5 separate regions of the Mus musculus genome follow, and all the other regions are linked to region 1. A link is a loop called in an ENCODE intact Hi-C map of the cell type or tissue named here. Cell type or tissue: left cerebral cortex. All regions are shown on one strand. Links, peaks and the distances in the headings refer to the core of each region. The heading gives the core; the rest is flanking DNA.

Region 1 (6,268 bases), core at 465-5,464:
CACATTACCCAACATGCCACTGGGTACAAGGTTCACAACAGCACTCTGCCAAAACACATTTATTAACGCAATTATTTTCTTAACACATAACAACACTAAACAATTCAGGCTAAGCTTTAGACTCATGTTCTTACAACTGCTGCAGGAAGTCTCTACTGGGCTGCCTGGAAAACACCTCGAGATTTAACACTCATCAAAGCACACCATTAATCCACACTTCAAACCAAACCCAAGCCCTGCTAAGCATTCCCACACTCAGTAAAGTAAATGTGTATGTCTCTGAGTCCATCGCCCAGTGCTCCCGACACACTGACTTCACTCTGAGTGAGGAATCAACTTCCAGTGTTTTGTTCCAATCCCCCCAGGTGCCACGGGTGCTCTCAAATCAAAGGTGGAAGGCAGAGGATTTCCTGGCATGTGCAGTGCCCGAGGCTTGATCCTTAGTGCTACAGAAACTTAGACTGTTAGCCTCTTACCTTGAACTACAAGGCCCTCTACGACTCACCTGTGCTTTACAGCACAGACCCCAGGGTAACGCCCTGTCTTCATCTACCAGGCTTCCCACTTCACTTGGCTCTCTACTTGGTACCCGGTGTTCTTTCTATTCCCATTTTTTGCCTAGTTTCCCAGTTTACTATTAGTTCTTTCTGAAAGACTGGGTCCAAAAGCCAGACTCAAAGACATTTTCAAGTGTTCTCTTAGATTTTTCGGAAACACTGGTACCTTGAACGATGTCCTTAGCAGTATGCCTCCCTCTGTTTTTCTCATAGGATCAGGAACCTCTGTCCTATTTGCCGTTGTAGACAAGGGCCCAGCACATAGCAAGCTCCCAGAATGTCCACGAACTCAGGCAATACACAAGCAGATGCTATGTGCCCAGCACTCATCTAGGTTCTCAATGGGAAGTGAACTAGCAAATACCAGCAGGTGGCATGTCGCAAGAAAAAGGGAAGGGAAGGGAACAGTGAAGGAGGAACACTCTGATGGACAGCAATCAGAGAAGGCCTACAAGGGAAAATGGCATTTGGGCAGAGACCTGAAAGACACACATGAAAGTGAATGAGCCATGACTACCTTTTTCAGGGAGAGAAATAACATGTGCAAAGGTCCTGGGGTCAACTTAGGTACTGCAACAGCAAGCCCTGGCACGGACTTTACCCATCCCAGTTCACAGATATGGGAGGAGTCTCAGGAGACTGACAGGACATGATTTCTGTTCTCACACGATTGCCCCGGCTGCTCAGCAAGAACAGAAAGAGCAAAGCCGGCATGCTAACAGCTTTCGATGGAGAAAGGCCTGGATTCCGAATAGACAGCTGAGGCAGAATCAGCTGTCTAAGCTGACAGATTCTGGGGTGGGGAAAAGAAGTCAAGAGGCCATACAAGATGTGCATCTCGATGGCAGAGCACTCAGCTAGCACGTGCTATGCTCTGGGTTTGAGTCCCAGCACTAAACAGGAAACCCAAAAAAAGAACTCAGGGATGTCTCTATGACTGCTAAACCCCCCTAGCAAACACAGTTGCTATTTGCAAAGATGAAAGGGAGATTTGATTATATGTCTACTGGTCACCAGGTGGTGATTTCCACCACTACAATAAAGATACTCACATATCCGACAGTCTCCCATTCATGTGTTTATGCCCCTTGTATGATAAAGATCTAAGTCCAAGGGATGGACTACAGAGGATCCTATAACGGACTCCAAGAGCATATCCCAACATCTGGGTGAGGAAAATGAGAAATCAGCAAAGGAGACGAGAAAATAACATCCAGTGGAAAGTAGAAAGAGAAGGCTAAGGAATGTGTGGAAATCCAGATCTAATATAATCTGAGCGTCCCCTGATTAAATTTTTATATCACAGAATCAATAAAAATAACCTCTAGGAAACTAACATTCTTTGGCTTAGAATGATAATCTTGACTAATATCCTTAATGCTTAAGAAAATTAGTATCTCCCGTTTCCTGAGTAGTTTATTCATTCACTGGTAACATTTAACGGCTATATGCCAGGTGATCGGATAGGGCCCGTAGGAAATACAGATAAATTAATTCTTATTAATATCTGCCTTTACACCACTGCTTTAGGGAGGAGAGAGAAACTGTAAACACGCTAACAACCCACGCAGAATTATGTCAAGTAGACACCACTGATTAAGATGGCATCGCCACCCACGACATAGATAGAAGGAGGGAGGAAGACATTCAGGTAGGTGGGCCCAATTTGCCAACAGAATGGCAACTTACCTCTCACTTCAGAGTGCGGAAGGCGGGAAGTACAATCTTGCCAGACAGGTATTGTGAGTCACGTCCTAGCAGGCCAGTCCGCGACTCTAAATTATCTAAGCCTTAACACTCGACCCCAGGACCTCCCGGGACCCAAAGGACCCCAGCCTTAAACCCCTGGAGGCGGACGCACTACAGATCCCACCAGCCCCAGCGCGCCCCGCAGCCCGGCGAACCCGTTCCGTAGCCGCGGGGACACCTGGGGGCTGTAGTCTCCACCGCCCTACGCCAGCTACTACCTGGAAGCGATAGAGGAAGGCTTCGGGCCAGAGGAAGAAGTAGGCCGGGCTGATGATGCCGAGCTTGCCGATCAAGGGGACAGCAACGGTGGCAGCAAACCAGTAGCGCGTGATGGCCGGGATGCTCCTGAACCAGTCCCCGATGTCCGACATGGTCGCCCGTCAGGTGACCGGCTGCGCAGCGCCGCGCGTCCTCCCGTGCCCACCCCGCGCTCCGCGGCCGGCTTGGCCAGGGAAAGTGGAGGCGCAGCCGCTGTGCAGGAGGCGGAGACCGACGGACGTGGCGCCACCGAATTCGGACAAGCTAGGCAGCGATCACAAGAGAAACTTCCCCTTCCGGTGGCCGCGGTCCACGTGACCAGAAGTGTCCCGGCGGCTTAAAGGGCCAGTGCCGTTTTTGCAGCTCAGTACCGGGACTCGACGTCCTGGGGTGGGGCCAAGCAGGAGAGGCGGGGCGACGACGGCAAGGCTAGTAGGAAACAGTGGTTACCCAGAGCAACGGCCAGTCTTGCAAACCAATGGGGAAGCTACATGCCCTAGTTCTCCCCGGAGTTGTAATCGGAGTAGTGCCTCTTGAAGAGTATTTATTTAAAGGGAAAGGAAGAGATAGCGCATATAGTTCCTCATTTAGTCACAGCTTCAGGCAAATTTTTAGACACTGGGGATGCAGCTGCGGCTGTGAGCACGGTAGCGGTACCTGAACTTTGCAGTCTCAGGGTAGACAGAAAAGCAAATGAGTTATGAAGAAGAATTTCAGAGGATACGGGAAAAGATTAGGATGATGGGGGGGCTAGAGTGGCAGCGGAGGACTGGGAAATCTTGAGACGCATTTGAGACCGCATTTATAATTGGACATGATCTGGTTCATTGGGGGGCTTTAAATTAGAAATGAAGATGGTTGTTTTAAACAAATGGTGGAAAGATACCGATTTCACTAGAACTTTTATTCAGTTGCTGGTTTTTGTTGTTGTTGTTTTGGTTTGGTTTTGTTTTTTTGAAAATATGGTTTAGGATCAGTAAAACTTTCCGTAAAGAACATAGGTGTAAACTGACCTGTAGTAAACTAAGTATCTGAACTTACTGCAATCAAAGAGATTGCTCACCAAAGAACCCTGGACCCATTTCTCTAAACAAAATCCAAAATCATCATTATTGGATGGTGGAGGGAGAGGAACTGTCGGCCAAACTGGAAGAGGCAGTGCGTTGTAAACACAGAGCTGAGGTGTAACATAATTACCATCAGGTCTGGACAATAAGAAAAGAAACAGACTCGGTGTTCTCAGATCGGGAAAAAAAAATTCCTCAAACTTAAAAAATGTGAAATTTGGGCTCTGGAAAAAAAAATTATTTAACGTTGTAAAGGAATTGAAAATCTTAGGTCCAAGTGGCCCACGTGACTCACATCCTCCAGGCAAAGACGAGGTCCATGTGCATTTCCACATACTTTCCAGTGCTCCATTATTTCAAACACTCTAGAAACACTGGCGTTTATACTGTGACAAACCACTTCTTAGCAGTACCTAATGTTGTGAAAGTCACTTCATCTCTCTTTGGGGTCCTTGCCTTTAGAAGGACCTGGTAACTGGACGGTAGAGATGGCTCACATGGGAATGCACCTCAAAATGAGACATCCACATAAAAGCCTAGGAAGGAGTCCAAGGTAGATGTGGGGGAACAGGCAACCCCACACTCAGAAAGCTTGAGAGCAAGAGTTTCAGGACATCCCAAACTGCATAGCAAGATTCTGTCAAAAAAGCAGAAGGAAAGAAGAAGAAGAAGAAGAAGAAGAAGAAGAAGAAGAAGAAGAAGAAGAGGAGGAGGAGGAGGAGGAGGAGGAGGAGGAGGAGGCTGGGGAGATGGCTCAGCAGTTAAGAGCACTTTCTGCGCTGCAGAGGACCTGGGTTCTCTTCCTAGCACCCACATGGTGGTTCACAGTCACCCATAACTCTGGTTCCAAGGGATCTGACCTTACCTCAGTTCTGTAGGCACCAGGTACATGCATACACCATGTGCATGCATGCATGCAGGCAAGACACTCATATACATAGAAATCATTTTTACACCTTTTTTGAGATGAGGCTTTTCTGTGTAGTCTTTACTATTCTGGAACTTGTTCTGTAGATCAGACTGGCCACAAACTCACAAAAGGTCTGCCTACCTCTGCCTCCCAAGGGCTGAGATTAAAGGCAGTGCGCCATCATACCTGGCTTGATTTAAAAATAAATAAATAAAAATAAAAGCCCATTTCCTATTATTTCTATTTAAAAAAAAAACCCTGAAATTAGAAAAAAATTGGAGAGATGCCAACAGTCAAAGTCACAAGGCTGGCTAGAGCTGAAGCTCCATATTGTAGGCTCCCTAATGCTGACAGGCGGGGCCTAGTGACTCAAGCTGAGAGCCTGTCCCAACCATCATCCAGGAGCACTGTCCCCAGGGGATGCCCGAGACAGGATCACATATTTCTTTAAGAAGTTCACAGCATATTGGCAATAGGTAATTAATCCTCAGCATATTGGCAATATGTAATTAATCCTCCTGTTGAATAACAGGCCAGTTAGCCCCACCTTGCAAATGGAGATGCCATGGCAACAATCAGGACATCACTACCTCTCCCAGCAGAACCAGTCCTGCCTTTTAGTCACAGCTATGGGAAGTTTCCAAACCTTGACACTCTGGACTAGGAGATAAAGGGGCTGCCTCGCAATGTACTAAGTATGTGTTTATTACTCTTGATGTCTTTGTATGTGTGCACATATACTAACATACCCGTGTATGTATATGTGTGTTATAAAGTCAGTCTGTTAAAAAGCAACCTGAAGCTGGGCGTGGTGGCACACGCCTTTAATCCTAGCACTCGGGAGGCAGAGGCAGGAGGATTTCTGAGTTCGAGGCCAGCCTGGTCTACAGAGTGAGTTTCAGGACAGCCAGGGCTATACAGAGAAACCCTATCTCAAAAAAAAAAAAAAAAAAAAAAAAGAAACCAACCTGAATTCCATGCTTCCTTCTGTTGTTGGTTGTTTGTGTGGTGCAGACAATTCACTAACTAAGCTGATTCATCCCTCCCACCCACCCCCCAAAAACTAGTTCATTACCTGGTGCGTACACTGAGATGGTTTGCTTTAAGAACCTACCGTATACCAAGTTCTGCACTTGCACTTTGATAGTTCACCTTGCTTAACATAGTAATACCAATAGATGAGTACTATAATTATGCAAACTACAAAGCAGGCGAAAGTTCTCAAGGTCACTTCGAATGCTGAGATCACAATTGTCATCAAATCCATAGAGTTGGGCACAACAACTCTCCTTTATGAATCCAGCCATTAAGAGGCTGAAGCAGAAGGTTATGTGAGTTCAGGGCTAGCCTGGGCTACAGGGTGAAACCTAATCTCAAAAAATCTCAAAGTGCCAAGTTTGATAGTCTGAGTTGGGTATCTGCAACTCCATATGCTGGAAAGAGAGAACACCCACAGGTTGTCTTTTGTCACTGTTTGTCACATGTGTGTCATGGCAGACGCCACACACAGACGAACACAAGGAAATTTTTAAAATTTCAATACAAGATTGAAAAATCCACTTAAGTCTGGCTAAGGAGCCCATTTGTTTCACGGCTGTGCTTTGCCTGTGTGACAAATGGAAAGATTATAAAGTCCAAAGCCTCTGGTGGGTCCCAGTTGTGTTCTTCTTGGCAAAAGAACAGGAGGCAGCCAGTGCTTACCAGATGCATAAGCCAGACCACCTGAA
Region 2 (6,268 bases), core at 601-5,600, 140 kb after region 1:
ACTGCAATAAAACAATGGAGACTAGAGATGATTCAGTGATTAAGAGAACTTGATGCTCTCGCAGAGGCCCCAGATTTCCCAGCACCCACACTGGGCAACTCACAACAGCTCCAGGGAGATCCAGTGTCTCTGGGCTCCCAGCACCCGCACTCACATGCCCATCCCTGCATTCACATTCACATGCCCATTCCCACACTTAGAACACCCCCATATATATATATACACATAATTAAAAACTTACATCTTTGAAACATCTAGAACAAAATCACTCAATTCTATCGCTCTGGGTATACATTCCTCATAAAAGCAAAACTTCTGAAATTAGGATTTCTAGGCAATAACTCTCATCTTGGCAGAGGAAAATAGCCACATCTAGCACTCTCCACTTTCAGCTCAGTAAATACACTGCTGGTTGTTTCCTTCGGGAATCCCGGCCCACCAACTCTGCTTCTAGCAGCAAGTTTGTTTTCCTGTCCTTGGTTCAGGACAGTGTAGGAGAATAAGCAACTCACCAGGTCTGCTGCCATCTCCAGCGCCTCCTCATGCCTCCCAAGGTGAGCCAGACACCGAGCCTGGCCTTCTTGGACATCCCTTTTCATGGCAAAATTAGTAGATGGTAACTGTTCGGAGATACTGGAGTATTCCTGCAGGGCTTTCTGGCGATTATTAAAAGAAAGAAGGGAAGGCATGAAGGGGTAGGGAAAGGAAAGGAAAGGACCCAGTGTAGAGATGACTTTTTCCTATGCAGAAAGTAAAACGCAATCCTACAATGACCTATGGGAGACCAAGTGTTTCAACCAGTACTGTGAGTTGTTTTTCTAAAAGGTTGAGACAGAATGGCTGCAGGTCATAATGTCTACAACTATGGAAGTATCACAGTATTAGAGAGAGAACATTCTAGAAGCAAAAAGAATAGGCTTTGAGTCCTGGTTTTACTGGGACTTTGAGGTGTGTGTGTGTGTGTGTGTGTGTGTGTGCTGGGAGCGAGAGCGAGAGAGAGAGAGAGACAGACAGACAGACAGACACCTGAATTTGCTACCTAGATTAATTAGGATGGTCTTGAACTCACAGATATCCACCTACCTCTGCCTCCACCTCCCAAGTGTTGGGATTAAAGGTATATGGCACCAGACCCAGCTATATACCTTATTAATATTTGCCCAAAGATGAAATGAGACTTGTATGTGAAACAATCTGGCATCTAACTGTTCATCCCTTCCTTCTCTTGCATGTTGTGGGGTATTTTGTTCCTGTGACACGTTGGAGATTCACAGGCGAGTGGATATAAATGGGAAAGCAGACCTACAGGGATCCTCAAAGTAGTCTTTGTCTGGAATTATGAAAAAACAAAACATAATATGGACCCTGTAGAAAAGGCGTAGACTGAAGAGTCTAAGATTATCTATAGGCCCCACCAAAGACTAAATCCATCCACAAAGCACACTGCTAACCTGGCACACACTGCTCTCTGCATGTGCTACTGATGATAAAACCAGAGCCCAGCTGAAATGCCAAAGTCCCACTCGTGTTGACCCCCACCTCGTATTCCTGTCGTCTGTAGGCCAGGTCCCCTCTGAATTTCTTGAGAGTGAGAACTTCAATATCGTCACTACATTCTGTCTCTTCATAAAACCACTAGGAACCAAGAAGATAAAGTTTACGATGGCGGCTGAAGTATGCTTTTCCACTTCACAGTCAAAAGCACTTTCCCATGACACAACCATCTAAACGTCAAGGCCACACTTCTTCAGGATGACACAAGGCAAAGCAATGGACAAGGGATGGCTATATTCTGCTTTTTAAAACAGCATCTCATCGTACGCCCTCCAAGTGCTGAGATTACAGACCCGGATGACCACATCAGACTAAATGATACGTTTACATGCGCAGTAAATGTGTGCATCCCCATGTGGTGTGCGGGCCAGAGATCAACATTAGTTGTCTCAATCAGTCTCAATCTTGTTACCTCAAGACAGGGTCTCTCACTGGACCAGTCAGCTAGATCGGCTGCCAGCAAGCCCCAAGGTACTCCTGTCTCCGCCTTCCTGTGCTGGTTGGCACGCCCAGTTTATGTGAGTGCTAGGAATCATGAATCCTCATGCTAGACGCCAAACACGTCACTCACTGAGCCACCAATGACAATCTTCATGATGGCCCAGATTTTAAAAAAAATATTTTTAATACATGTTATACGTATGTGGGCCCATCCACGCTACTGAGCACATACGGAAGTCAGAGCATAACTGCTGGTTGGTTCTCTCCTTCTACTCTTCCAGCTCTGGTGATAGAACACAGTTCATCAAACTCGGCTGCAGGTGACTTTACCTGCTGAGCCATCTCTCTGACAGCCCAATTTTTATTAAAATGATAAGACGGCCTGTGAGATGCCTCGGCGGGTAAAGGCACTTGTCACTAGGTCGGACAACCTGATTTGATCTATGGGCCCCATGTGGTGGAAGGAAAGAATCAACAACTGCAGTTTGTCCCCTGACCGCCACACAGTGCCATGGCTCTCTCACCCACACACAAATAAATGAACGTGGTTTTAAAAAATAAAAGTTGTAATGATCACATGTCTATACATGTCAATGACAGATTTAAAAAATAAATAAAAGCACACGGTTTCAACCACAGTGAAGTTATTGGAAATGACATCACCAAGTGCAGTCCAGTGACTCTTAAAGTGCTATCTGCTTTCTTTTAGAGCAATTGAGAGTGAATAGGGACTGACAAAATTGTGCACAAGACGTAGGAAACTGTGATTATGGCGATGGTCCTATTATAAAAATGCTACAAAGGCACACAGAGCACAGGAAATTTTAACTGGAGTCAGGTTTCTGTGCATCCCAGACAAAGATTTGGAGGATCTGAGGACACATCTGTAAGACGACCTCTTCTGATGTAAACCCACTGGACATAAGGTGAGATCCAGATGTAACTACCAAGAAAGAATTAAAAAAAAAGGATGAAAAGCATTCTGCATGCCCAATTTTCCAGCCCCAAAGAAGCATCTCCTATTCTCTTTTACAATAAAACCTGCTGAGGCTGAAGAAAGTCTCTAAATTCTGTTGACTCAGTACAGTTAACATTGTAATAGCTTGGTTGTATTCTGAGAAATACACTTCACTGAGTATCAAGGCTCATCATAAGCGTGCTAAATTAGTGCCTCTCCTTCTACTGGGCCATCACAGTAAGAAAAACTTTGTTCTATTCTTTAAACACTGGGTCACTCGAGACGAGGTATTTGAGCCACCGTTAGGTTCGGCACTCTGCAACCATTTAGTCACATAGCTAGCCATCCCAACTCAACAATAACATATCCAAGTCTCAATACATTACTAGGAAATGATGAAACATAATTAGCTTGGAACTATTTTATTCTTCTAGGCAGCCAGCAGGCCTGCAAGGATGCTACGGCGGAGCACCTGGGCGGGGCTGGAGGCAGGAAGGGGGCGTGTGATGCTAGCCCGGGCCCGCCTGCAGGACACGTGGGTTGAGGGTGGGGGACGGAGACAGACAACCCGAGGGTACAAGAGTGAAGTCGCCGTGCTTGGTTGCAGGGCGGGTGGACAGTGACGGTGGTGGGCCTCGCCGCAGGCCGGCTCCAGAGCGGAGCGGCAAGAGGGGCAGCCGTCTCACCTGCGGCTCGCAGAGCTTGGCGCGGTAGGGGGAGGGCGGCTCGGGCCGGCGCTCCGGCCTCTGCTCGAACACCGAGTCCTCAAATTCGCCGCCCAGCACCCAGCATCCGGTCTCCATCGCGCGGAAGTGCAACTGGACCTCGAAACGAGGCGACACCTAGAGCGACGCCCATCACCCAGCCTCCAAAGCGCGCGACAGCAGCCGCGCCAAGGCTGCCGAGGCAAGGTAGAGTGTAGAGCGGCACCGGCGCGCCGCCCACACGGAAGCGGTGGGTTGTCGGCCGGAGCGTTGCATTCTGGGAGTGGTAGTCTTTCAGCGGCTGGGGATTTCCGTGGTGGAGCAGAAATTCTTGCCTGACTCCAGGGCCTCCTAAACCACCCAACAAAGGTTTTGACCTCTTTGTGTCTAGAGCTGGATAGAGTGAGTTCCTCCTGAGTACCTCGAATAGTCGTGGTCTCTGGAGAGCCAGTTAACTTGGTAAGTATCAGCTTTAAACCACTGACAGTATTCTCCCCATTTTATTTTGCATTTTATTTCTAAAATTTCTTTCCCAATAACTGTGAGAAGAGCCCGGTTATTCTTATCTTGTAAAAGGAGATACTGGGCTTGAAGAAGTCAGGTAACTTGTTCAAAAGCCCAGGGTCTCTGAAGAAGAGACCAGAACTCTTCACGCATTTACTAAAAAAACTAGACATCACAATTTAAAGACTTGGATCAAGGCTAGCAGAATTTTGAGACTTTCAAGAAACGTTTTGACTCTAGAATGTAAAGGTCGTGGACAAAACACTGGCTTGTGTTATAGAGCACTAATGTGGAGCTAGTAATAAAGCTTTTCTATTTGCCCTCACACTTGCTCCTCTTCCACCAGTTGCTTCCAGGGTTTTTCCTTCAGCCCTATTTTCTACTCTACAGACTCGTACAGGGCAACCCAAACCACCTCCCCGGATTTCAAAATTCATCTGCCCTTGGCTCACCAAATGTGGAACTCAGTGCATATTCAATAGCCTCATTGGAAGAGTCCACGCAGGGAGCCTCCAGGCAGTAGCTACTGTGGGATCCATCCAGAGAAGTTCTTTTTTAATACCTGGGGTTTTTGTTTTGTTTTCTCATCAGAAATGCAATACTTCTTATTAAGAAAAATTCAGATATTATAGAGAATTATAAGAAAAGTTCCTAATATCACCAGGAAAAAAATAATGTCCTAAAAAGGGCTATACTTGCCCTAATCCCAGTATGCCCTGTCTATGCCCAGAACTGTGTCAGCACAGTACTGAAGGACTGCAAGAGCCACGTGTGTGTGGCTCTGTTGCCTTGGCTCGCTAGCTGTGTGACCCAGTCTATAAAATGGGTATTGATTAAAATAAGGCACACAAAGCTTTAGAGGTGAAAGGGGTGTCATGGGTGTATTCAAGATCTCTGCTCCAGGAGCGGAGGAAGAGCAGAGCAAAGGCGGGCAAGGAGGAGTTCTTCCAGCTTTTTCTTTATGAAAGATATTTGATCTCAGAATGTCTTCCCTCCTGCTCAGGCCTGCTAGCTCTAGCCTCCTGCCCAACAACTGAACCAGAGCGTGTGCTAAAATGGCAGCAGTTGTTTAAGGGCTGCACGTGGGGAAGTGATAGCTCTTTGCCCTTTGCACTCAAGATTCCTGGGCTCAGTAGTTTCCAACCTTTTGCTAAAAGAACCTCCTTGCTTACTCTACTCCCACAGTCATGGCAGATTTGTCTACAAAAAGAAAGCTATGTCTATTGACTAGTAATTGTTTACCTTTCATTTGAAAATGTGAACCCAAATTTTTTTTTAAGATTTATTTATTTATTTATTATATGTAAGTACACTGTAGCTGTCCTCAGACACCCCAGAAGAGAGAGTCAGATCTCGTTATGGATGGTTGTGAGCCACCATGTGGTTGCTGGGATTTGAACTCCTGGCCTTCAGAAGAGCAGTCGGGTGCTCTTACCCACCGAGCCATCTCTCCAGCCCCCCCAAATCTTATATAACAGCCAAGGCAGGCTTCTCCCAGCTTGAGTCTACCAGCATTGCCTCCTATGATAGAATCCCAGTTGAGAGTGAGAATGTAGCCATTAGGGCCCTGGGAAACCTTATGGATACTGTAATGGCTACTCCTGGTTGTCAGCTTGACTGTATCTGGAATGAACTACAATCCAGAATTGGTAGGCTCACCTGTGATTCTAATCTGGAATCTGGGAGATACAAGTTTCTGACCTGGATCTTGGCAGGGAGATCTTGAAGCATAGTGGCTATGAATCCCAGAAGTGGTGGCACACACCTTTAATCTGGGCTACACCTTCTGCTGGAGACATACATAAGGACAATGGAAGAAGGAAGATTCACTCTCTTCTTCACCTGCTTGCCTTGTGGGACTGAGCAACTGCTAGATCCTTGGACTTCCATTCACAGCTGCTGCTGACCATTGTTGGGAGTTGGACTACTGTAAGTCATCAACAAATCCTTACTATATAGAGACTACCCATGAGTTCTGTGCCTCTAGAGACCACTGACTAATAGATTCCAAACTGTAGTTAGAATTAGGACTTTTAAAAATCCCCTACTACAGTTGAAGAGCCAGGGCTTGGAATCGGAGTTGCAAAACATGGCCTCACAGCCGGGC
Region 3 (6,268 bases), core at 748-5,747, 130 kb after region 1:
AGCCAACCGAGCGTCCCACCCTTGCTGGAGAGCAGACACCCTCACCTGTGTCACCATTCACTCACTTCCCAGTGATTCACTCTTTGGCAAGCAGGTGATGTGTGAGTACACAGGGACGCCTCCTCTCCAGCAGAGTCATTGTCCATTCATTACCTTCCCCATCTGTCCTGGAAATGCTGTGGGGGAACTCCAGTGACGAAACGCAGGCGCCCTGTCCTCCCGGTGCCCCTCCCGCCCTCAGTGACAGCTGAGGCTCTGGATGTCAGTGATCTTGGTCCTCACATCAGCCCTGCACTGACTGAAAGGTGAGGTAGGAGTGAGCTGTACACAAGACGTGGAAACCACCAGGCCACCGGGTGTGGGTAGGAGGTCAGGAGGGAGACCAGAGAACTGGAGGCATAGAGCGCAGGTGAAGTCCACAAGGAGCAAGGATGGAGCTGCGCCCGGGGCTGGGAACATTTCCAGGAAAGCCAGATAACCAGGGCAAAGGGGCTCGGCCTCAGAAAGAGAAGAGGCAGGCAGGCAGGCATGTCAGCTTCTAGGAAAAGCAGAAACACCAGCAATTATTTAAAAAGCCAATGTTTAGTGGGGACCTGTGAATTAGCTATCTGATAAAGATGGAGAGGGGGGGTACCCTTAGAAAGGCTAATGGGAAAGAAATGTGGACAGGAGAGTTCCAGATGGCCACAGCTACACTGTGAGGGGCATGGTAAGCCATGTTAGTTTATGTCCCTGAGAGCAGTCCTCTGCTAGACCACCGGCTCCAGCCCATGTCTCCTAGGAATCACACAGTGAGTAGCAAGTAACATAGCTCAGGAAGGGATGGCTGGACGGGTGCTCCTTTGCTGACAGGTTCCAAAACCGCAGCGCCTGTTAATTGTGGTCCTCTGTTTCCCGTTTGAGAACCTGAACTTGCACTTGCTGGTCAAACTGACCAACTCCCTGAGCGTCCTCACTCAGCACCGTCAGCCCCTTGTCTGAGGGGAGTGAGGGGAAGGATCAAAGAGGAATCCTGGGGGCTGCACCCGTTGTCAAGGGCTGGAGTCATCTCTCCATGAAAGTCTAAGTAAGCAACAACACAAGGTGAGGCTCACCTTATTCCTTCCACTACAAAGAGTAATTCTGTCCTGGGTAATTCCTTGAGTAAGAAAATGGCCCTTTGTACATGCAGAAGATGTTAGGGACTGTGGTCTATGTGGCTAAAGGAGACAGAGATCTGGGTTGTCCCTGGCTCCTGCGTCTTTTGAGCAAATGCTTGTTCCAGACATCTTTCAGGATGTCTGCATAGCAAGAACAGGAGTCCAAGAGGCAGGCACACACATCATTCCAGCAGCCTGGGCTTCCTAAACCCTGTAGGGCAAGTTGGCATGTGTAAGCTACAGGAGGCAGTGTTGCACATTCCGTGGGACAGGATGCATCCGTGTGTGCCCACATGTACAGCCAGCCTCCTTAGGACCTGGAAACAAAAGCAGCCAGCGCGGATACTCTCAGGCTCATCTGGCTTGCTGGTCCTGTAGGGTAGGAATCCGGTCTCTGACTCAGGAGTGTCCCATCTTCTGCCAGCATCCAGGAAGCCTGCAAGTAGGCTAACACCTGTTTGCAGTTCCTGACTCAGCCTATGTACTCTTAACATGCCAGCATTCTTTGGTCATTCCTAACGGATACACTTGAGCAATTGCTTCTTGCAACATAGTAACTGTTTTCAATGGACCCAAACAATTTTAAAAAGTCTTTTGCTAAGGCTTGAATAGAAGATATCCTCCCTGTTGACTATCTAAGACTGTTGAAGTCCTGGTGCCCGGCTGGTGGGTACTACACGGAGAGAGTGGGAATGTTAGGTGATGGTCTAGCTGGAAGCAGGTCACTTCGGGCATGTCCTTGAGGGCGGCATTGTTTCAGACCCTTCTCTGTCTCCCTCTGCTTCCTGGCCACGGAGACTGAGCCTTGCTCTTTGAAACCATCAGTCTCCATCAACCCTTAAAGCTGCTATGTCAGCAGCAGCAACAGCAAAACCTAGCACAGCCTCTGCATTTACATTCCCAACAGGTGCCTGCGAACTTGGCAGAGGCCTACAAAGACAGCACTGAGGGCGTCAAGGACACAAAACAAACAAACAAACAACAAAGCTGAGAGCAGCTGAAATTACCTGGGAGAGAGTTTTGTATAAACAATATAAAGAATCCTCTTTATTTGAGCTTTCCATGATTGCACAGATCTAAGTAAACAAGGATATTCAGGTTCGGGATTGGTTTCCTAAGCGATGATCTCAACCTCCACGTGGAACTGATTTCCCAAGGGACAGAAATGGTCTTTGATCTTTCTGAACCACTTGTCTTCAAACTCTTTGGAGGACGCAACCACCATGGCAGTCAGGGCTCCGGGGCCCACACACTTCACCTCCGAATGAAGCTCCTCTTTTATCTTTTCTGGGACAATGTCTTCCCCCATAGCCTGTATCAGCACGAGGAGAGGAAAAAACAAAGCATTATCCCAGTCACAGAGGCAGAAAACAGAGATCATTTACCAGCTGAACGGCCTTTCACACTGAAGCCCTGAGGGAGGCGCTGCACCACAGGAGGGGCCCTGGTCCCAGTGTCAGGGATGCCACCCGCCTTGTTTCCGTTCTCATTCTCCGAGAATCCTGAGTCCTAAGATGGCAGCTGTTCCGCCTGGGCTCCGGGGAGCACTGAATCAACCTTTCTGTGCCAAAGACTGTTCTGAGTCTGACAGTGTAGCTGTGGGCTCCTCCCTCCAGGTGAGAGGCTGGGGCTGAAAGGTAGGGGCAGAGCTCAGACAGGTATGATGTGAGACACGAATCCATATTGCCCAGGTTCCCCCAAGGAAGTTGAAGACAGTGAAGATCCAAGCAACAGGTTGCTATGTCAACCTCTTTCAGACCTGAAAAAAACACCAACCCTACACAGCCAAGGGTCTCTCAGGGCCATAGCACATCCCCCTAGAGGCACAATACTGCCCCCTCCTGGTCATAGTTGCAACTGCAGTCACACAGACTCAATCCCAGGATCGATGAGACAATTCAAACTTAAGTTCCAAGAAGCCTTTCTGTAAGCTCAGTAAGTGGTCCTTTGGTAATGAGTAGCAGCAGCGAGGAGAAGGAGGTCCTAACAAGCTTTCAAAGCGTGAGAACTTACACATCAGCCAGCAAGAATGCTGGACAAGGCACTCAAGACACTAATTTATGGCTCCTCCTACATCTAATGTGGCCATGAAAACTACAAGTACAACCAAAGAATGGCTCTTCACAGACTACAGGCTTAGTGTGTGTGCACACATGTGTGGTGTGTGCTTGTGTGTGGCATATGCACCCTTGCTTGTGTATACCAAATCCAAAGGAGGAATTCTTGAGTCACCCTCTGCCTGATTTCCTTGAGATGGTTTCTTGCTGAGCCTTAAACTGGCTGTTCAGTTAGGCTGGCCAGCCAGCAAGCGCACAGGACCCACCTTCTCTGTCCCAGTGCTAGGGTTCCAGGTATCTGCAACCATGCCTGGCTTCTATGTGGAGGCTGGGGATTAGAACTCAGGTCCTGGGGCTTGTGCTTGCAGCTAAGAGCTTTTCCCACCGAGCCACCTCCACAGCCCCACATCACACAGTCACCAAGATGCTGCGCTTCTTATTAAACCTTACTAATTCATCAGCTCTGGGGGCTTCACTGCTGCACTCAGTGTCTCTAAAGTCGTGACCTGATATGTCACATGTCAACAGCGTGACGTCTTCTTTCAGCAGCATCATAATGACATGACTCACAAAGGCTGGCTTCTCGGGTTTTTACTTATTTAGAGGCATCTATGTCATTCTGGCTGGCTTCAAACTCACTATGTAGACCAGGTTGGTCTTGAACTCACAGAGATCCACCTGCCTCTGCCTATCACGTGCTGATAGTAAAGGTATATGAAAGCAAGCCTAGTCTAAAACACTAGAAGTCATTATCTTAAAGGCAGTTCCTTGGGAAGCTGAGCTTCCACTCTGAGGCCGGCCAGGGCAAAACAGTGAGAAGCGGTGGCCGAGGGATTGTCAGACAGTAAAACACCCGCCTTATGTGCCTGAGGACTGCTTTTGATCCTGGGAACCCGTGAAAAAGCATGCATGGAGGTAAGCCCCTGCAATCCCTGTGAAAACAGATGGGAGGCAGAGACAGGTGGGTCCCTGGAAGCTCCTGAGCAGGGCCTACACAGCAAACGCAAAGTCAACGGGGGACCTGGCCTCTCCCTCACCTCCACACACGTGCATTTACCCACACATTGAAAGGGGGTGTTGGGGATCCCTGAACATGGGACACATGTAAAGTATCACGGGAGGAGAACACCACGGTCCATACACTGGATTAGCAATGGAGCTCACTGACACGGCACACATCTGATTTTAGCATGCACAAACCTAAGATTAAATATTGAATTGCAATGTTGAATATTGAATTGAATTGCAATCTACAGCTCTAACTTCTCTGGAGGCCACAGAGGTCATTGTACTGGGAGCAGAAGAGCTGAAGCACACAGTCTCCCACTGCTATCCTCAGCCGTGATCTTCACAGAAAGCCAGCGACAGAAAGGGCTGGCAGAGGCTTAAAAATGGCATCTGCACCTCTCTGTAGACATCAAGGTGACAGGGTGGATGGAGCGAGAGGACACTTCTCATGGCTGGCCTATGCTGCCTCTGGCCCTAACCTCAGGCAGCTGCATCCTCTCTAGGCCTCCTCCAGCCCTACCTGTCTTCCCCATCACTGCTGTTAGGAGAGGAGGAGGGAAGCTACATAAAGTCCTGCTCAACTGCGGACACTCACCCATTAGTGTCAAGTCCAGCACCATGGCTAGCTCGGTGGAATACTGATTGCCTAGCATGTACAGGTCCTGGGCTCAAATCTCCAGCGAAAGACTTATTACCCAGTGAATTCCACATTGAAACAATGTGGAAATATGGTGGGCATGTTACTTAGGATGCTCATGTGGGCAGGCATGAGAATCAGAAAGCAGGGATACAGCAAGTGAATGACGGAGGACCACTCTGGTGACTTGGAAACCCAGAGGCACACAGTGGAGGGGGACAGAGGTCCTTCACAATGAGATGAGATCTGGTTTTGTTATGGGAACAGCACAAAATCACAGTGACGCTCGCTGCCCTCTACAACCCCGAGGGGAACCGTACCTCCTCCATCAACAGCAAAGTATCTTCCCTAAAGTTGAAGTCCTTCACTTTCCCTGCAATTTCCTGCTGAGTCCTCAAGTTCTTCTCCAACGCGAATGATGTTTGCTGAGACTGGGCGAGCTGAAGCAGGAGCCTGAGGAAAGAGAAAGTCTCAGTGGGAGAGGCTTTGCTATAGGGACCTGAGCCACAGGGCAGCAGGGAGCAGGAGCTCAGCCAGAGCTGGGCACTAAGCTGCCAGAAGTCCTGCTGGCCTCACTAGCATCATCCCTGAGTGCCTACAGCTTCCATTCTGAACAGCTGCCTTCCTGAGAAAGGACCAGGTCAGAGGGCTGACACAGCTATCAGGTAGCTGAAAGCAAAAATAATTCACTCACTGAGAAGCAGCTCAAAGCCAGCCCAGACACATAGTCTGTTCCTGGGATGCTGACATCTGCTGTCTCCACAGAGCCTGGACCTCAAGGTGTGCTTAGCTTTGCTGGCAGATATGAGTACCAAAACAGGGTCAAACCTCAAACGGCCAGTTCACAACCGCCTTACTATGAATGTCCCCAGTGATCCTAGCCTGGTGTCTCCACTCACTCTTCTGTTCTTCTGAGTTCAGCCCCCTCTCCCTAATGAGGGGCTCTGGCTGGGCGTTCCAAGGGCATCACGTTCTCAGTACATCAAGCTGCAGTCATTCATCTCTTTATCCTGCATCTGCCCTGCCCATCCACTGGCATGATCCACCTCAGCGAACAGCGCCAATCCGCCCCTGCACCCAGGGCACCCAGTCTCCTCCTCCTTTTTCTTCTTCCTCCTCCTCCTCCACCTCCTCCTTCTCTTCTTCCTTCTCCTCTGTTCCTCTCTCTTCCTCATCTCTTTTCTTCCTCTTCCTCCTCTTCCTCTTTCCTCCTCCTCCTCCCCCTTCTCTTCTTCTTCCTCCTCCTCCTCTTCATCCCCTTCCATACCTTAGCTGGTCACCAATCCCATCTATCCACACTGCAATGACGCCATGCTCTACTTTTACTAGTACTGCACTATCGCAGGGCGGATCCCACCTGGTGATCATCGCCTCTCCACTCGTCTCTCCAACAGCTCCAAATGGCCTCTTCTAGCCCACCTTCCCTC
Region 4 (6,268 bases), core at 888-5,887, 83 kb after region 1:
TTTTCTTTCACTCGTAGGACTTTCCTCCGGTGCCGACCACGATTTGTGTATGTTGGTAAGGGCCTTTCCAAAGCGACCGCCGCAGAAGGTGACAAGGCAAGGAACTATATGTGGCATGATTTATGAATACAGGTGCACTTACCAGAGAGTCTGAATTTGATGCTTAATGTAATTGTACCAGTCTGGGTCCAAATCACCCATTTGTGCGGAACAAGCATAACAAAAGACATAATAAACTCATAGGGAACCAAGTAAGAGATGAGAAGGGAACACTGGAGAAAGCCCAAGGAGAGTACCCCAGAAGGACAGACTCACAGGGGTTACCTTTGCCAAAGCTAGTCTACATCCCCAGGCAGCAGAAAACCGTGTCACAGGATCGGGGACCCACACGGTTCCAAGCTGACAACTAAGCATACACAAAGACTCAGGGTGGGATGACCATGTCATCAGACCATGGGAAAAGTACCCATATGCACAGACAAGCCAAGGCTGGTGGGCTAGACTCAAAGTACACCTGCTAGCTGAGGTCTGGAACCTGCCCAGCTTGTGTTGAGCCTGCAGTGACGTAGCATCAGTCAGGATGCAGCTGCACTCTCCTCCAGAACCCCCTGAATATCACACGCATGCGCGCGCGCGCGCGCACACACACACACACACACACACACACTTTGCTGTGGGGCCTTGAAACAGAAACAAAAGTAAGCAGAGATGTGTAGCTAGCTGACAGCGTCACAGAAGAAAAGGGGACCTCGGCCCCCGCTGCAGAGCAGGGATCAGAGGGACACAACATCAGCATGCGCAAGCTGGAAGAGGCTCTAGAGCTTTTTGGTTAATTGACAAGTACACCCAATATTGGCCTCTGTTCGGTGAAACTGAGATCTCTGCATGTGTCCAGCATGAAATAGATCCCAGCTCCTTAAACATAGGTCGTGACCCAATGTGGAGTCCTGCCACTGCATGGGGGAGTCATGAAACTTTGGCAACATAAAGAGGTTTCTGAACACACCACAAGCAAAACTTAGTTCAAACACAAACACAGTGATTCTGGCGCTTCCCAAGGGTGCATCACCCAGCACCACCACAGCCTCTGTTCTGAACACACATGCGCACTGGGCAGGTTCCAGATCTCAGCTAGCAGGGATACTTTATCACCCACCAGCCTCGGCTTCTCTGTGCATAAGTGTTTCCCATGGTCCCCTGATGTGGTCACCCGATTATGTCACCCCACGAAACACCAATATCCACTGATGAGAACATCTCCGCTCTGATTCGAGATCGTTGTATGTTATAAACCCCAGGGTTTTTGCTGTACATGCCGAGTTTTTTGTTCTTACAGAAAAATAATGAGTTAATTACAGAAACAAACATTTAATATATCCCTACCATCATTCCTTAGCTTGTAAGTATCAAATTAGGATATTTTTAGGTTGTATCGTAGTTAAAATGTTTGGTTTTTAAAATTGCCATTTAAGCTACAGATATGGCTCAATGGTAGACTGTTTGGGATCTAGCTAGCAGTGTTAAAACTGCTGTTTGGGTTTCAAAAAAAAAAACTCACTAAGCAAATTTTGGCTGGAGATCAGGTCAGAATTTCCAACAATTTCTGCAATGGCCCAGAATGTACATATTTATGCAAAGCAGTGTTCTTAACATTGGTAACTATAAAATCAAATTATCATCAATTTTGTGAGGTGGGTTGTGTGCCTGCTCTCTTGAGACATAGGCTCATAGCCCAGGCTTGCCTCAAACTTGCTGTGAGGCTGAGAATAACTGTGAACTTCCCTGCCCCCAGCTGCCAAGAGCTGTGAGGACAGGCACACACTACCATACCCAACACATTACCGTCAGCTCTGGAGAAGAGTTAAATTATATGTATAGCCAGAATTGGTGTTAAAGACTGGTTTTAAAAACTCCCCCCTCAGAGTACCTAAGCTGACAAGCCTCAGGTTCGCTGTGTGTTGGTGGCCATTCACAGCACTCTTACTAAAAGCAGCCCACGATCTTTCAGATTCTCCAATCACAGTCAAGTTATTTTTCAACTTAAAAATAAAATAAATTTGTGGTTTCTTCTCAATAAATTTTATTTGTATATGTATTTATATACTTATAAACCCAGGTTCTCGTAAAATTTCTCAGGCCAAAAAGGGAGGGGTCATGGGTGGAAAAAAAATCTTAGGAATCCTTAGTGTGGATAAAGGTCTTCAAAGCTTAGGAAGCCAGGAACAGAAACCAAGATTTATGACATGACCCCACACACACCTCCCAAGTCCAGGCTTGGAGTCCAAAAACCAGACTCCAGTAAGACATCGCAAAGGCGAAATGTCTGCAAAGCTGAGGATGTCCATTGTGGCTCTGATGGCAGACAATAAGAAATGCCACGCCTACGACTGCAGTCTGTGGTAGCAGGGACCCAACGGGCTTTTCAATTCCCAGGTCAGCGGTGGACAGCAAGGTTCAGTCAGGCAATCAGTTAGGGCTCCTTGGTTATTGTTTTGTCTCTAAGGAAGGAGACAGGCAGACTACTAAAATGGTGGCGCATGCCTTTAATCCTAACACTCGGGAGGTAGAGGCAGGAGGATCTCTGTGAGTTGGAGACCAACCTGGTCTACAGAGAGAGTTCCAGGACAGCCAGGGCTACACAGAGAAATCATGTCTCAAAAATCAAAACAACAAAACGGTGTACGTAAGAGGAAAGACTCCAGACCCAATGGCCCAGAGTCCAACTTGAGCCACACAGTTGACCTGAAGCCCCGGTTCCATTTACGGTCATCCCTATATTTCAGACCCCAAACCTCATGGTTGAAGGGAAGGCAGGGTCCCCTTAAGGAAGGACCTTGTGGTAGAGCCACGTGTTCGCTTGCTAAGTGTTCTCTAAGCCTCCTCCAAGGAAACTATGGAATGATGTGTACGAAGGAAAAGAAAAGCCAGGCGCGATGGGAATTAATAGAGGACCAACTGACGTTACTGCGTACTACCACCCAGAGTGGGGGCTGGTGGTGATCCAGAGAGTTTTCAGGGAAGTTTGGATCCCAGGGAGTGAAGAGGGCCATCTGTGCCTGTCTTCCGAGCCCCCGAATCAGCCACTGAAGTAAACACACCCCAGAAAATGACTGACCCTCCACTGCCCCAAGACGCTCTGAAGAAGGGCTGTAACCCGGGAGGGTAGCTGCTGGGAAGGTGGAGGATGAGCGATAGCCAACAAGCCCCACGGGACTTGCTATCTGACCTGTGGTCGCACGGCTGCTGCCTGCAGGAGTGGCCAGGACCCCTAGAGACCTCGAGCGCCTGGGCGGGTCCCCACCTCCTCCCTCCCGGCTTCACGCCCCTCGCACCACACTGTTTCCTGAACCAAGCAGAAACGGACCGCCTCCCTCCCCGGGGCAGTCCGCGACCCCATCGATCACCAGATTGTTTTCAAGGTCCAGGTCCGCTTAGAACACGGCAGCCATTCCACACCTCGCCAACGCAAGACATTCCAGGAGAAAGAGTAAAATTTCCTTCTGGCAAGAAATTAGACCCGGAGCGGCCAAAAGTATTGTGCCCCGTGTGAGGATCGAACTCACGACCTTCAGATTATGAGACTGACGCGCTACCTACTGCGCTAACGAGGCACCTATGTGCTGCTTCCGGCCAGAATCCCAAGACTCTGCTGGAGAGCCCAGCGCGCATGCTCAGAGGCTTGAGTTTAGTTAACGTTTCCAGAACTTGAATTTCTGGCCCTTCTGAAACCAGCCGACCAGCGCAGCACTCGCCTAGTCTTTATTCTCCTGTGTCCATCAACAGACACAATGGCTTGCTCGCTAAAGTCGTCCTGGAGAGGGAGAGCATGGAAGAGAGAGAGACTGTTGTGAGCTTGTTTTAGTATAGAGTTTACACGCGCATAATGGTATGACACATTTATTGGTCACCTACTGTGTTCCTGGCCTCGTTCCGGATGCTGGGTTCTCACGGTCACTCCTAACCCGGCATAACTGAGCCAAAGGAGCCTCCGGTAGTAGAAGGATCCTCCGGTAATAATTTACGAGCATTCACACTTTCTGCCACGACTTCTCCTCGTCGCAAGGCTTCCTCCGGACGTCCCCAGGAGCTCAAGGAGGCACAGGTCCGGAAGGCTACACGCAGCTGGGACTCTCCAGTTGAGCTGCATTGCTCAAGAAGCAAACACGCCGCTCAGTAAAGCTTCTGGCTCTTTTAAATGCGGATCTGTGGCCGTTTGGATGAGAACGGCCCCCGTAGGCTCATATAATTGAATCCTTGGTCCCCATTAGTGTACTGTTTAGGAAAAATTGGAAGGTGTGGACTTGTTAGAGGAGGGGTCCACACCAGGCCCAGTCTCTCAATCTCTGCCCCTATATTATAGATAAGATGTGAGCTCCCAGCTACCGCTCTTACTAAAGGCTGCCTGCTACCATGTTCCCAGGCAGGGTGGTCATAAACTAATCTGAAACTGGAAGCAGGCCCCCAGTTAAATGCTTTCCTTGATTCGCTGCCTTGCTTAAGGTGTCTTCTCACAGCAAGAGAACTGTAACTAAAACAGGGTCCCACTCACTATCAAAGACAGAAGGGAACCTTTGGGTGTGTGAACACATGCCCAGCTTCCTGGTTCCTGCAGCAAGTGCACTCCTCAGGGAGGCCCCAGAATGAACCTCTGGCTTTGTGTGCACAGAGTCCAAAATACAAGGTGGATGGTGCCCCGCATCCCACGGGACTACAGGCTTGGCTGGAAGTGAGTGTGTCATTTCTCAGACCCATAGCTGACCAAGTGTTCCAAGCTGTACCTTCTGGAACTGCAGGAACAGGCCTTTCCCACTGCCACCTGTGCACAGGCCGCCTCCACCTGACTGGCCTCTCTATGCTCAGGTGACTTTGCTACCTGGATTTCTTCCTTCAACTGTCAGGTCAAAGGTCACATCCTCTGAAACTTGCTAATTCTTTCCCCACTTAACTCCTTTCTGACTCCTTCTCCCAATGAAACAGCTTCTTTCTTGGCCACCGCCTCCAACATGTGGCTCTTTTATTCTCTGTCCTAAGCAACCTGAAGCAATCAGCACAAGGGATGCCCCGCAGTATAGATGAGTTTACAGGTTTCTACTACTGTGTGTTCTACACACAACACACAGAACTGGATTCTTGTCTGGTCCATACTGCATGTTTAAACGTATTGAGCCGTCATTTGATGTGTAAGAACTCCATCCTGCAGAGAAGCTCCTTAAGCTCAGGAAGTAAGCAATTCAGTGGCCCCAGGAAATTCCTGAAACTGACAAGACTCGCCTCATCCCTCCCTCTCCCCAGCATATAGAAGCAGGAAGGAAGTGATGCAGAGAAAGACACTCTCAGACCAGTTGAGCTGCCTGGAAGGGACACTCTCCAACCTGTTGATCTGGCTGCAGGCCAGTGTGCTCCAGGTTCCCAGCTAGTGACATAGTTCCTTTAACAAAGCCACACCTATTCTAACAAGGCCACACCCACTCCAACAAGACCACACCTCCCTATGGGCCAAGCATTCAAACACATGAGTCTTTGGGGGACATTTCTATTCAAGCCACCACACTAGCCGCTTGGGTTTTAGTTAACTCCGGGTGTAGTTAACAATCAAGAATAGCCATCACACCTAGTAATGCGTGTGCCTCTTCCTTGATCTTTATAACTGCCTGGAGTGTCTATGAGAAAGGAGGACCGAGTGCACACGGAGGGAACACCTAGAAGGGTGCAGGGGGAAGACAGCCATCTATCCACAGCCAATAAGGGGACCCAGGGAGGACCAAGTCCTGCAGACACTTTAATCCAACATCCAAGTCAGTGAGAGACCTTTTATTATTCATGCTACCACGAAGGTGGCTCTAGGTGTCACAGAAAAGTCTTCAAATTCCAGAAGATCTAAGTTTTGTTAGTAACAAACACAGCAGAGTTGTATTGATGTGTTGGATAGCGGAAGACTGAAGAACTTGTGGGCAGATTAAAAGAAGAATAGGTTCATTCCTGTCCTCTCACCCCAGGGACAAGTTTCCATTTACCCAAAGGTCAAGACCAGAAGGTCAGCTGGTAGGAATGACTGAGACTTTTAACACCTCGCTCTCTCTGTACTTCTGTCTCACCCTCAGCTCATTGTCTCCATCGGTTCGACAGGGACTGTACCTAGCTTAAGAGCCACCTCTGTCTGGCCTGGCCTCTGCCTGCTCTTTCCTCATACAGTCCCCAGTAGTGACTGCTCAGCTGGAACAGAGGTCAGAAGAGTTGGCTCCAAATGCCTGCATACTAGGACTCCTGC
Region 5 (6,268 bases), core at 463-5,462, 250 kb after region 1:
TCTATTTTGTCAAGGTTAAGCGTAAAAAAAGTAATTAAATGCAACATTTTTTTTTTAATTAGGGGTATACATAATAGATTATATGATGGCTCTCAAACCCCTCAAAGAGATCTGCTGACTGACATTTTTATTTTATTTATTTACTTATTTATTTATTTTTTTTTTGTTTTGTTTTGTTTTTCGGGACAGGGTTTCTCTGTATAACCCTGGCTGTCCTGGAACTCACTCTGTAGACCAGGCTTGGCCTCGAACTCAGAAATCTGCCTGTCTCTGCCTCCCAAGTGCTGGGATTAAAGGCGTGTGCCACCACGCCCGGCTTCTGACTGACATTTTAAGGTGTTTCATGAAAATGGCTTCCCCCGGCAGACAATACCAGCTCTGCTAGCCTCAGCTGAGGAAGATGAGCAGTAACAGACTCCACCTGGACCTGCTTCCCAGATGCTAACTGGCCACTTGGCAAAGAACTACCCCATCCCTCACCCACTGCCAGAGCCCAGTCCAAACTGTGGACACGGGTTGACTGCTCTACCCTGCCTTGCAAAGGTACCTCAGCTCCCCAGAATTCCTCCTCCGCAGAAAAATCTCTCAGACCTTCTGGGTCTGACATAAGGCCGATGATAGGACCCTCTGTGGCAGCTGGTGGTGGAAGACTGACAACCTCTGCCCCAAACAAAGCCATCAAGATCACCATGGAGTAGCCCAGGGTGGCTGTCTACGTAACAGATAAATCACCTCTGTCATTCTTAATTGATACAGAGGCCATTTGGCATTAAAAATAAATAAATAAAAAGCTTTGTTAAACAAGAGATATAAATGTCCCAATTCAATAGGAACAGATTCCATTGAACTTCTAACCTTTCCAGCCCTGGCCCATTTTGATTTGAGGTACTCTCTTAATAAACAGTTTCTGTAGCTGGCAGTGGTGGTTCATTCACGCCTTTAATCCCAGCACTCAGGAGGCAGAGGCAGGTGGATCTCATGAGTAGTAGGCCAGCCTGGTTTATAAGACTACACACAAAAAAAACTTTTTTCTAAAACAAAACGTGTGTATGTATGTATGTAGTAGCAGTTTCTGTTTCTACCACTATCCACATATCCCTGTCTCAATTCTTTGTTCTGAGGCAGAAGAAACTGGAGATCCCAGTGGGCATTTAGTTGGACCTTGATATTCATCTATAATACTCCTGTTTTCTACCCCTTGAGTGCTGAATTACACATCTGTACCATCACACCATTTATGTGGTGCCTGGGATTGAATCAAGAGTTTCTTTCCTTCTTTCTTTCTTTTAAGATTTATTTATTTATTATGTGTAACAGACTCCACCTGGACCTGCTTCAAGTGTGATAACTGGCTGTCTTCAGACACTGCAGAAAAGGCCATCAGATCTTATTATGGATGGGTCTGAGCCACCATGTGGTTGCTGGGATTTGAACCCAAGACCTTCGGAAAAGCAGTCAGTGCTCTTAGCGGCCTAGCCATCTCTCCAGCCCAAATCAAGTGTTTCTTGCATGAAGGGCAAACATTCTACCAACGGATCTACATCTCCAGCCATCAGTAACCCCCCCCCCCCAAAAAAAGGATCTATGCCAGGCCTAATGCTTAGACTTTGCTCACGTGATAGCAACATAGTAACCTCTGCTTTAAGAGACCTGACAAAACATTAACATAGTTTCTAGCAGTTGTATCAGTAAGATGAATTCCTGTCGGTTCTCCTGCCCCTATTAACACTACTGCTTGGGAAAGCTAAACACTGGCAGGAGATTTGTTTTTGTCAACATTGATAGGCTCTGACATCCCCTCCCCGCAGAACATTCACTAAAAAGATCTGTCAATGTTTGTCTTTTACAATCCAGAAGTCTCTCAATGGCCCTTAAAGGAAGAGCCATTCCTTTCTAATGGAATCGTCAGGAAAGTCACAACTGACTGTTGAAGTCTCTTTGGGAGGACTATACTTCAAGTAACTAATGGTAACTTACATGATTATGTGCCGGCAACTACTAAGTTCATCATATAGACAAACTCAATCCTTGTAGCAAACCTATTTTTAACCTCAGTTTTACAGATGTGGAAACAGGCATGGGGAGGATGTTGCAGAAGCTCTGCTCAAGGGCACATATCTATTAACTGGTAGAATCTGCTACTTATGTCCAAAGTCTAGGTGTCTAGGTGTGATAATGTGCCAGCAATTCTAGCACTCAGGAGGTAGAGAGAGCAAGGAGGATATGTCAAGGCCATTCTTGACTACACAGTAAGTTCAAGACAAATGTGGGCGATATGAAATCCCATGTCCCCACCACCTTTGCACATATGCCTCAAAATAATCAGTAGACAACCACAGGTTAGGCAGCAGTTGAATACAAAGTAAATACAAAATAGAGACATACTCTGTATGCAGCTAAAGCTGGTGTGCTGGTTTGAAAATGCTTGGTTCTGGGATGACACTATTAGGAGAAGGTGTGACCTTGTTAGAAGAGGTGTGGCATTGTATGGGGTGGGCTGGACACCAGGGACTGCAAGAATATGGATTTGGAAAGTATTGGCATGCTTTGAGTGGGGCTTAATGGGAAATCCTAGTAGGAATATGGAAGACATTGGTGCTGAGTATGGTTTGGACTGTAGGGACCTGGCTCAAGAAGTGTCAGAGATTTTTTTTTTAAGATTTATTCATTTTATGTATATTGAGTATAGTCACTATCTTCAGACACACCAGAAAAGAGCACCAGATTTCATTACACATGGTTGTAAGCCACCATGTGGTTGCTAGGAATTGAACTCAGGACCTCTGGAAGATCGGTCAGTGCTCTTAACCACTGAGCCATCTCTCCAGCCCCAGAGAAAGTTAATATGTGGCCTAGAGACTGTTTTTGTGATAGTTTGGTGAAGAATGTGGCTGCTTTTGTCCATGTCTGAAGAATCTGCCTGAGGCTAAGGCTAAAGTGAAGAGAATCCGATTAATTGCACTGACAAAGGAAGTCTTAGAAAAGCCTTTATCCTCTGGCTCACTCTTGGTTTATTCATGAAGAGTGTTTTGAAAATACAGAATGTATGGTTCAAGTATTATAGGGCAGCAGGAAGTAAAATGAAGCAGAGTCCTAGAAATTAAGGGAGTGGTGGCCTCAAGGTAAGACTCCACTCCTCACTGTTTGTGTGTTTGCAGTAGAACAAGGAATAGGTATGCCATGTTAGGTGTTATTTCCTGGTTACTATTTTCTTTTTTTCTTTCTTTCTTTTTTTTTTTTTTTAACAACAGGAATCAATTTTTATTTATTTATTTATTTATTTATTTATTTATTTATTATATGTAAGTACACTGTAGCTGTCTTCAGACGCACCAGAAGAGGGCATCAGATCTCTGTTACAGGTGGTGAGCCACCATGTGGTTGCTGGGATTTGAACTTCGGACCTTTGGAAGAGCAGTCGGGTGCTCTTACCCCCTGAGCCATCTCACCAGCCCCTCCTGGTTACTATTTTCATTTGTATTTTTAACAATTCAGAAGTGGAGGGTACACTTGTGTATTTTCTTTAGAGAATTATTTATTTTGTTTCTATGAGTACACTATAGCTGTCTTCAGACACACCAGAAGTAGGCATCAGATCCTATTATAGATGGTTGTGAGCCACCATGTTCTTGCTGGGACTTGAACTCAGGACCTCTGGAAGAGCAGGCAGTGCCCTTAACTGCTAAGCCATCTCTCCAGCCCTATACTTGTGACTTTAAGGGTGGACCATGGTGTGTGTGGGTAGGTGAGTAGGGCTGGATGTTGTGTGAGGCAGATGAGGGCGAGTCTGAGAAGCAGCAGGGCTGATTCTCATAGCACCTGGGGCAAAAGTGCTATGGAGGGAGGAAAGAGGATAGAAGGTGTACTGGCTGGTTTTGTGTGTCAACTGGACACAGGCTGGAGTTATCACAGAGAAAGGAGCCTCGGTTGAGGAAATGCCTCCGTGAGATCCAGCTGTAAGGTGTTTTCTCAATTAGTGATCCAGGGCAGAAGAGGGCCCATTGTGAGTGATGCCATCCCTGGGCTGGTAGTCTTGGATTCTATAAGAAAGCAAGCTGAGCAAGGCAGGGGAAGCGAGCCAGTAAGTAACATCCCTCCATGGCCTCTGCATCAGCTCCTGCTTCCTGACTTCCTTTGGTGATGAACAGGAATGTGAAAGTGTAAGCTGAATAAACCCTTTCCTCCCCAACTTGCTTTTCCTTGCTTCTCGGTCATGATGTTTGTGCAGGAATAGAAACCCTGATTAAGACAGAAGGCCATTGCTGTCCACACACAACTGCAAGCAGGCTTCCCCAAGTTCTGGTGTCTGTCCAGAGCTGACTCCACTGGAGGGCAGGATGATCACACAACTAGCTCTGGTCCCTTCTAGAAACTGCAGGGATCCTCTTTCCCTTGCAATCTCTTTCCATCCTTCTACTGAGAAAGCTTAACTTCACACTCACTTTGTACTAACCAAGAGAGGCTTCATGACTGCCACTCCCTGCCTCCCAGCCTCTGTTGAAGGGAGTATTCAAGCTGAAACAATAAATTGGTAACAGACACAAACACATGTTTAGTTTGTAGGATTTATGGGTTTTGGACAGCAGCTGAAGTTCACCAGAATACCACCAGCACAGCACTTTATGGGGTTGGGGTCTCAGAAGGCTGAGAGTCTGTGGGTGGCCTATAATCTAATCTTAAGAAGTCCAGCGTTTGCAGGGAGGTTCTCTGAGCACTTAAGGCACACACAGGAGACTGGGATGTCTATAGAGACAGTTCTCTATGTCTTTAATTCACTATGCATAAACACTGTTTTAGCAATTTGGTGTCTTCTCTTTTGAAAATAAATATGATTAACACAAAATGCTATCCAGACTCTTTAAATCTTTTTTTTTTTAAAAGAAAAATTCTTTTGTAGTCTAGGATCACCTTGCATTAGAAGCAATCCTCCTGCTTCAGTCTCCTGCATGCAAGGACTTTAGGTGTCTGTCACCACACCTGGTTAAAACTTTTTTTCTTTAAAATACACACACACACACGGAGAGGGAGAGAGATCCAGATGAGAAGAAATTAAATTACAATATGGTGAGATCTGGGTGCACTGCACTAACACCCCCCCCCCCCCCCCCCGTTCGCCTTTCTTTCTCAGTTCCTGCTCTAAAGGTTCAGCTTTCGTGCGTGCCCAAGCATCTCTTAGTTTAGAGTTTCTTCTGGTTTCACACAGCGGGCAACCTTAGCTGGAGTTTTAAGTGTATCCGGAAGCTCATATCTAAACACTGGCAACAACACAAGCAATCCCTCCATGGGAGGGCGACTAGGTCTACGCAGCGTAGCTCAAGAACAGGTTCGGTTTGGGGTCCGGGTGGTGGGGGGGGCGGGGCGAGAGGGAAGCCTCTAAGTGCATCCCGCTCTGCCACAGGCTCCACCCACCACGCAAAACCTGGCAAGAACTACACAGTTCAAGTCATCCTAAGATTCGCATTCCCAGCCCCCTCTCCACCAGCCTCGCCCCACCCCCACCCCCCTCAGATCCCACTCATTCTCTCAGGCCCCGCCCACCCGGAACCACGCAGGCTTCGTCATCCCGGGCTCCGCCCTCACGCTGCACGGGGCCCCGCCCACCCGGCTCTCGGCTCTCCCACCCGGAAACTGTCCTGGCCGCCTACTCTGTTGTCCTCTCCTCCTGGGAGACTGGCGACAATTGCGGCCAGCGGGTTGTTTAGTTGACCTGTGAGCCACAGCTTCGGGTCATGGAGGGGGACGGCCCCGCCGCCACGGCCCCGCAGTACCAGCCGGTCTGTCCTACGCGGGACGCATGTGTCTACAACAGCTGCTATTGGTGAGAGAGCGCGGGCGCGGACCCCGGGAATCTGCGCGGTTTCGCGCGCCGCCACCAATGCGCCCCTCTCCTGGATGCTCCCCTGAGTGCTGCTGCTGGCCTACACTGCCCGGGTTTAGCGCCGGGATGAGGAGGGTGGGGAACGCATTTCTGGTCTCCTTAGCTGAGCCTGAGCAGTGGGGTGAAGTCGGGGCGTCTTAGTGCATAGGGACAAGGGAGGGAGGGGAGTTAGGCTGGAGACCCAATGGTAACTGTTGAAGTCTGCATTGATTCAGGTTGAAGTATACGTCTTTATAATTTTAAAGACAATGGAGACACAGAATTTGTGGTAGTAGGAAATCCAGTTCAGGCAACTGGCTACCCTGATTACCTTACTGGCATTACCTTACTGGCCATATGATAATGGTTGCATTTGCACCATCCTTGCCATATGCTAGGCATTGTTTTGCG

What was found. Peaks named below come from ENCODE experiments on the same cell type or tissue, not always from the same donor. Only the 100,000 strongest peaks of a DNase experiment are listed, where the experiment ranks them.
Region 2: a loop joins it to region 1, with 4 times the contacts of the local background. A loop is called at or near these places in 10 of 42 quality-filtered maps.
Region 3: it touches region 1 in a loop (2.0-fold over the local background); 10 of 42 quality-filtered maps call a loop at or near these places.
Region 4: it touches region 1 in a loop (5-fold over the local background); 9 of 42 quality-filtered maps call a loop at or near these places.
Region 5: it touches region 1 in a loop (2.7-fold over the local background); 2 of 42 quality-filtered maps call a loop at or near these places.

What each region holds. Positions count from the first base shown.
Region 1 is chr15:57,889,619-57,895,886 of GRCm38, forward strand. Derl1 (Der1-like domain family, member 1) reads right to left here and starts at 2,800. Exons shown (of 8, transcript NM_024207.4): 1 at 2,525-2,800. The coding sequence starts at 2,677. In left cerebral cortex, for the core only: a CTCF peak has its summit at 2,444; DNase peaks (open chromatin) are centred at 2,526 and 2,902; H3K4me3 peaks cover 2,597 bases; H3K27ac peaks cover 1,838 bases.
Region 2 is chr15:58,030,445-58,036,712 of GRCm38, forward strand. It overlaps 9130401M01Rik (RIKEN cDNA 9130401M01 gene), which reads right to left and starts at 3,850. Exons shown (of 6, transcript NM_029418.4): 1 at 3,640-3,850; 2 at 1,540-1,635; 3 at 513-656. The coding sequence starts at 3,756. In left cerebral cortex, for the core only: no CTCF peak of the experiment used is centred there; DNase peaks (open chromatin) are centred at 3,497 and 3,883; H3K4me3 peaks cover 1,529 bases; H3K27ac peaks cover 1,403 bases.
Region 3 is chr15:58,020,113-58,026,380 of GRCm38, forward strand. 9130401M01Rik (RIKEN cDNA 9130401M01 gene) reads right to left here. Exons shown (of 6, transcript NM_029418.4): 5 at 5,162-5,294; 6 at 2,158-2,451. The coding sequence ends at 2,254. Among named protein-coding and RNA genes, the nearest start is that of 9130401M01Rik, 11 kb to the right of the region's middle. In left cerebral cortex, for the core only: a CTCF peak has its summit at 3,001 (motif pointing left); a DNase peak (open chromatin) is centred at 2,978.
Region 4 is chr15:57,972,445-57,978,712 of GRCm38, forward strand. n-TMcat16 (a tRNA gene) reads right to left here and starts at 3,611; the gene lies at 3,539-3,611. LOC115488500 (a long non-coding RNA gene) reads right to left here and starts at 4,902. Exons shown (of 3, transcript XR_003951568.1): 1 at 4,779-4,902; 2 at 3,913-4,272; 3 at 1-3,811. In left cerebral cortex, for the core only: a CTCF peak has its summit at 4,802; DNase peaks (open chromatin) are centred at 2,962, 3,613, 4,086 and 4,569; H3K4me3 peaks cover 1,810 bases; H3K27ac peaks cover 1,290 bases.
Region 5 is chr15:58,135,764-58,142,031 of GRCm38, forward strand. It overlaps Wdyhv1 (WDYHV motif containing 1), which reads left to right and starts at 5,603. Exons shown (of 6, transcript NM_029734.2): 1 at 5,603-5,818. The coding sequence starts at 5,730. In left cerebral cortex, for the core only: a CTCF peak has its summit at 3,346 (motif pointing right); no DNase peak of the experiment used is centred there; H3K4me3 peaks cover 372 bases; H3K27ac peaks cover 289 bases.